Linked DNA regions of Homo sapiens: region 2 is linked to region 1. A link is a loop called in an ENCODE intact Hi-C map of the cell type or tissue named here. Cell type or tissue: ascending aorta. All regions are shown on one strand. Each heading gives the region's core, and the rest is flanking DNA. Links, peaks and the distances in the headings are about the cores only. Region 1 has its middle 18 kb from the start of LINC02851. Region 2 overlaps IL33 (interleukin 33).

Region 1 (2,915 bases), core at 233-2,732:
CATGCTCAGATAATTTTGTATTTTTAGTAGAGATGGGGTTTAGCCATGTTGGTCAGGCTGGTCTCGAACTCCTGACCTCAGGTGATCCGCCCGCCTTTGCCTTCCCAAAGTGTTGGGGTTATAGGTGTGAGCCACTGCATCTAGCCTTTTTTTTTTCTTTTTTTCTTTTGAGACAGAGTCTCACTCTGTTGCCCAGGCTGGAGTGCAGTGTCATGTGATCTTCGCTCACTGCAACCTCCTCCTCCCAGGTTCAAGTAGTTCTTCTGTCTCAGCCTCCTGAGTAGCTGGGACTACAGGCACCCGCCACCACACTCAGCTAATTTTTTGTATTTTTAGTAAAGACAGGGTTTCACCATATCGGTCAGGCTGGTCTTGAACTCCTGACCTCAGGTGATCCACCCGCCTCAGCCTCCCAAAGTGCTGGGATTATAGGCTTGAGCCACCACGCCCAGCCATGGCCTATTATTATTATTATTATTATTATTATTACTATTATTATTATTATTATTATTATTTTGTGACAGAGTCTTGCTCTGTTGCCAGGCTGGAGTGCAGTGGTGCTATCTTGGCTCACTGCAACCTCCACCTCCCAGGTACAAGCGATTCTGCTGCCTCAGCCTTCTGAGTAGCTGGGATTATAGGCGCGCGCCACGACACCCAGCTAATTTTTGTATTTTTAGTAGAGACGAGGTTTCACCATGTTGGCCAGGATGGTCTCAATCTCTTGACCTCATGATCCGCCTGCCTTGGCATCCCAAAGTGCTGAGATTACAGCCATATATTTATTATTATTATTATTATTATTATTATTTTGAGACAGGTTCTTGCTCTGTCACCCAGCCTGGAGTGCAGTGGCATGATCTTGGCTCACTGCAACCTCTGCCTCCTGGGATCAAGCAATTCTCTTGCTTTAGCCTCCCGAGTAGCTGGGATTACAGGCACACAACACCACACCTGCCTAATTCTTCTACGTTTTGTAGAGATGGAGTCTCGCCATGTTGCCCAGCCTGGTCTTGAATTCCTGGCTTCAAGTGATCCTCTAGCCTCAGCCTCCCAAATTGCTGGGATTACAAGGATGAGCCAATGCACCCAGCCTGTGTTTATTCTTTTAAATGATAGTAAAGTACAATAGAGGGAGAGAATTGCAGGTTATATTTTTTGTTTGTTTCTCTGTTTTTTATTTAATGTCTCCCCAGAAACCTCCATAGGTGCTTCACTTTCTAGTTTAGTTCCTGCTAATTTTAATAGCTCAAATGTTACCCTATCAGGGGTGTCAGTGGGAGAGCCCTGCGGAAGTGGAGTTCCCTGAGGAGGAAAGTTTCTACATTCAGAAAAGACTTGGCTTGGGTTTTGTCGGGAGGTAAAAATGGGTCAGTGACTCAGAAAAGCTTGCCTAAAAGCTGACATCTAGTGTTCATTTCTGAAAATATGTCCTGACATACTAACCCTGAGATTTTCTATCCCAAGAACTGTTTTTATTGATTTTATTGTTACGCACCAGATTTCAAGACCATTTGACTACCCAAAGAAACACAACTTAGAAAATAATTATGGTTTTCACTTTGTTTTAATCACAATACATATAATACTGCCAAAACAGGACTTTGGATCAACAGACATAATAGCAATTATTATTATTTTATTTTACTTATTATTATTATTTTTGAGACGGAGTGTCACTCTATTGCCCAAGCTGGAGTGCAGTGGCAGGATCTTGGCTGACTGCAACCTCCGCCTCTCGGGTTCAAGCGATTCTCCTGCCTCAGCCTCCCAGGTAGCTGGGATTACAGGCATGCGCCACCAGGCCTGGCTAAGTTTGTATTTTTAGTAGAGATGGGGTTTCACCATGTTGGCCAGGCTGGTCTCGAACTCCTGACCTCAGGTGATTCACCTGCCTCGGCCTCCCAAAGTGCTGGGATTACAGGCGTGAGCCACTGCACCTGGCCAGCAATTATTTTATTTATTTGAGATAGAATCTCACTTTGTTGCCCAGGTCTGACTTTGCAGTGGCACAAGCATGGCTCACCACAGTCTAGATCTCCTGGGCTCAAGCAGTCCTCCCGCCTCAGCCTCCCTAGTAGCTGATACCATAGGCCTGCACCATCGTGGCCAGCTTTTAAAATTTATTTTTGTAGAGACAGGGTCTCACTGTGCTGCCCAGGCTGGTCTCAAATTCCCAAACTCAAAGGATCGTCCTGCCTCAGCCACCTAAAGTGCTGGGATTACAAGCATGTGCCACCTTGCCTGACTCCAGTTGATTTTTCATTTTTATTTTTATTTTATGTTTTGGGAAGGGTCTTGCTTTGTTGCCCAGGGTGGAGTGCACTTGTGCAATCTCAGCTCCCCGCAGCCTTGACCTCCTGGGCCCGGGCAATCCTCCCACCTCAACCTCCCAAATAGCTGGGACTACAGGTACATGCCACCATGCTGGCTAATTTTTAATTTTCTGTAAAAACAGGAGTCTCACAGCCCAGCATGGTGGCTCACGCCTGTAATCCTAGTACTTTGGGAGGCTAGGGCAGGAGGACCACTTGAGACCAGCCTGGGCAACAGAGTGGGACCCCTCTCTCTTTTTAAAATTATTTTTTATCTTTTTTTTTTTTTTTTTTTTAAACAGGGTCTTGTTCTGTCACCCAGGCTGGAGTGCAGTGGTGTGATCTCAGCTCAGTGCAGCCTCAACTGCCAGGGCTCAAGTGATCCTCCCAACTCAGCCTCCCGCATAGCTGGGACTACAGGTGTGTGCCGCCATGCCTGGCTAATTTTTAATTTTTTTTGTAGGGATGGAGTTTCACCATGTTGCCCAGTCTGGTCTGGAACTCCTGGGCTCAAGCTATCCACCCATCTCAGTCTCCTAAAGTGCTGGGACTACAGGCGTGAGCAACTGCACCTGGCTGATCCATCATTTTTAATAGTGA
Region 2 (2,915 bases), core at 123-2,622, 460 kb before region 1:
AACAAGTAAAAACAAAAAACCAAAAAATGCTGCAGACTCTGTGGACTTTTCTTTTCACTGTAATTTTGTCCTGCTGTAAGGTTAGTAGAAAGGAGAAGAGGAGATCACAAGGCTGAGGCAGAATTTGTGTGTTTTCTGAGGATGGTACCCTTTGTGTGAATAAGGGGCTAGTGCAGCTGCCAGTATAGAAGGGGCCCTGGGAGAAGGAAATAAATGAGCTAAATGAGGAACCTGTACAGGAGCACAGGAAAGAGTCAAGGAGGAAAATGCTGGCTTTCACATACCCTCCTTGTTTTGAAGACAAGGAAACTGAGACCTGGAGAGCTGTAGGGACTTGAGGGAAAGGAGAAAATCCTAGGTCTAAGCTTGGGAAGGGGATGCCAATCTACCTTTGCTTCTTCAAAGATTACTACAGACTTGATCCACTGGGGCCCTCAAAGTATGTGAGGCATGGGAGGGGGCCCAGGAGGGGAATAAAACAACTTGTACTGAATAATTTGAAATGTTCAGTCACACTAAAACTGCAGAGCCACAGGCCAGCTGGAAAGTCAGCTTTTAAAAATGCTTTACAAAGAGCACTGACCCAAGAACAAGAAGACGTGCGTTCTATTAGACTGAGGCATTTAAGACTGTCATTTCTGTAAGTCAAAATGGTGAAGTAGTGCCAGCTTCATAACAGCTCAACCAGGGAATCTACCTCCACTGCTCTGCAGATCTTTGGGATTTGGGTAGGGTCCCCACATCTGTCTAGTGGATGATGCCTGCCTTACTTAGTTTATAGGGTTTCTGTAAGCACTGATCCAAATTACACAACATTTACTGAGTGCCTGCTGTGGATAATTTCTGGGGAAATAAAGATGACTAAAGCACAACCCTTGTTCCCAAGGACCTAGCAGTGGAGGAGGTAGGAAAACAAACAGAGTTGGATCTATTATTATATATATAATAGATAAGGAAGGGAGAGAGGAAACAATAAAGTCGGCTTGATTGTGGGTTGTCAGGGAGATCAAAACATTTGAATTGGCCTCCAATGGTTAAACAGAGTTTCCCAGACAAAGGGATGAGGTAGCACTAGCAAGAGGAATAGTTTGAGCAAAGCCATGAAGGTGTGCAAGTGCATGGTGAATTGAGGAATGGTAAACAGTCTAATTGGTCTAAATGTAGAGAGTATGGAGGGAGGGGTAAGTAAGGTTGGAAAAGTTGATGGGGCAGGTAGTGCCAATGTATAGAAATGACTGGATAAGACCACATCCAGGAAAACCATGGCAAAGCACAGAAGTACTTTACAAGTGATAAGTACTGTTTACCTTAAAGACATAAAACAAAGCTTCCCTAAAATCTCACACTATCCCTCCCTCTTCTCACGAGGGCTTTGGCTTGAGTCATAGATTGATCTACTAGGTATCTTTATAGAGTATTTCCTTTCCCTAGGAGAAGTGTTCTCCCCAGGGTCCAGGAAAGTGGCAGATGGAAACTTTCAGAGTGGTGGAGGGTAGGGGACAGGAAGTGATCCAGATTGGGTGAGGAAGGTGCTGTCTCATTATTCCCCAAACTTCTATCTTCCCTTTTTCCATATCATGTATTCTAATCTCCCTTAAGAAAGAAGTGAAACTGCTACACCCAAGGGAGTAGAGGATTGGTGTGTCACACTCCCCTGTGCTCCCATCCCCCGCTTCTCCTCCACTTCTGCCCCTTTGCAAAATCTCCCAGAATGAAGTCATATTGTGTTGGCAAACTTAGTCATAATCCCCATTTCCTCTCCTTATCAGCCAGGACCTGTCTTCTTCCACTGATTCCACTGGTATTGCTTCCAGTACCCAGCAATATGTTCATTCATCCCACTATATCCTCATAGATCCTCTTCCCATTCAAGAGAAACCAAGCTTGACAAGGAGATGAATCAAATATAAGGTCCTGGGATTCAATTATGCCCCATTCTACCAATGTTCTCCATGAACTAAGAGAAAGAGCCAGATAGCCCTAATATCAGATTCTGGCTTTGCTACTTCTTACCTATGTGACGTTTTGCAAGAGCCACTATTTCTTCACTTCTAAAAGGGAGACAATCATATCCAAACTCCAGAAACACAGTGACATTAGAGATAATATACATAGAGCATCAGTCTTACAGAAGACGCCAAACATTGCAGCTACTACTATCATCATTATCATCTTCACCACAACCACCATTATTAAGCATCTGAATTAATGCAGACTCCTGGCTGGTCTCATCCCTTCCCTCTTATTGCCCTCCATCTGTTTCTCACATGATAGTCACAGCACTAGTTTAAAAATAAAAATCAAATCACATCCCATGTTACTCAAAACCCTTCTTTGGCTTCTCAATGCACTCTGAATGAAATCCAAGCTTCTTCCTTTGGCCTCCAGGGCCCAGCCCAACCAAGCTTCTGTCCCCTTCTCTCTACAGCCCCTTCACATTATGCTCTCCCCATTGCCCGCTCTGCTCCAGCCACACTAGCACTCTCTGTTCACTGAGCACTGCGGCTTCTGTCCATCTCAGGGCCTTTGCCCCTGAGGTTTTCTCTTCCCTGTGTCTCTTCCCTTTCATATGTTCCTCACGCCCTTTGGGTGCAGTTTAAATGTCACCTTCTCTGACTACACTACCTTAGTACCATTCTACTTTATCTTCTTTACCAGTCCAATTCTTTTTTATCACTGTTCATTAATAACATATTTGTACAACTATGTGAATAACTTCTATCTCCCCAATAGAAAGTAAACTCCAGGAGGGCAAGACAGTTTGCTTTGTTCAGTACTGTATCCCCAGCACCTAGCCCAGTACTAGAAGTAGTATTTTATTTATTAATGTTTTTAGGCAGCACTCCATGCTGTAGTACAAGCAAATGCAAATCCAGCATCATTTGTGCCCTCAGGATCTCGAGGAGGTTAGGATT

What was found. Hi-C counts contacts between places; a loop is a spot of excess contacts. Peaks named below come from ENCODE experiments on the same cell type or tissue, not always from the same donor. Only the 100,000 strongest peaks of a DNase experiment are listed, where the experiment ranks them.
Region 2: it touches region 1 in a loop (2.6-fold over the local background); 2 of 110 quality-filtered maps call a loop at or near these places.

What each region holds. Positions count from the first base shown.
Region 1 is chr9:6,685,216-6,688,130 of GRCh38, forward strand. No RefSeq gene overlaps it. Among named protein-coding and RNA genes, the nearest start is that of LINC02851, 18 kb to the right of the region's middle. In ascending aorta, for the core only: a CTCF peak has its summit at 1,425 (motif pointing left); no DNase peak of the experiment used is centred there; H3K27ac peaks cover 1,005 bases.
Region 2 is chr9:6,228,894-6,231,808 of GRCh38, forward strand. All of the region lies in intron 1 of IL33 (interleukin 33), which reads left to right. The region is part of intron 2 of LOC107987046 (a long non-coding RNA gene); the gene reads right to left. Among named protein-coding and RNA genes, the nearest start is that of IL33, 15 kb to the left of the region's middle. In ascending aorta, for the core only: no CTCF peak of the experiment used is centred there; a DNase peak (open chromatin) is centred at 1,668; H3K27ac peaks cover 1,957 bases.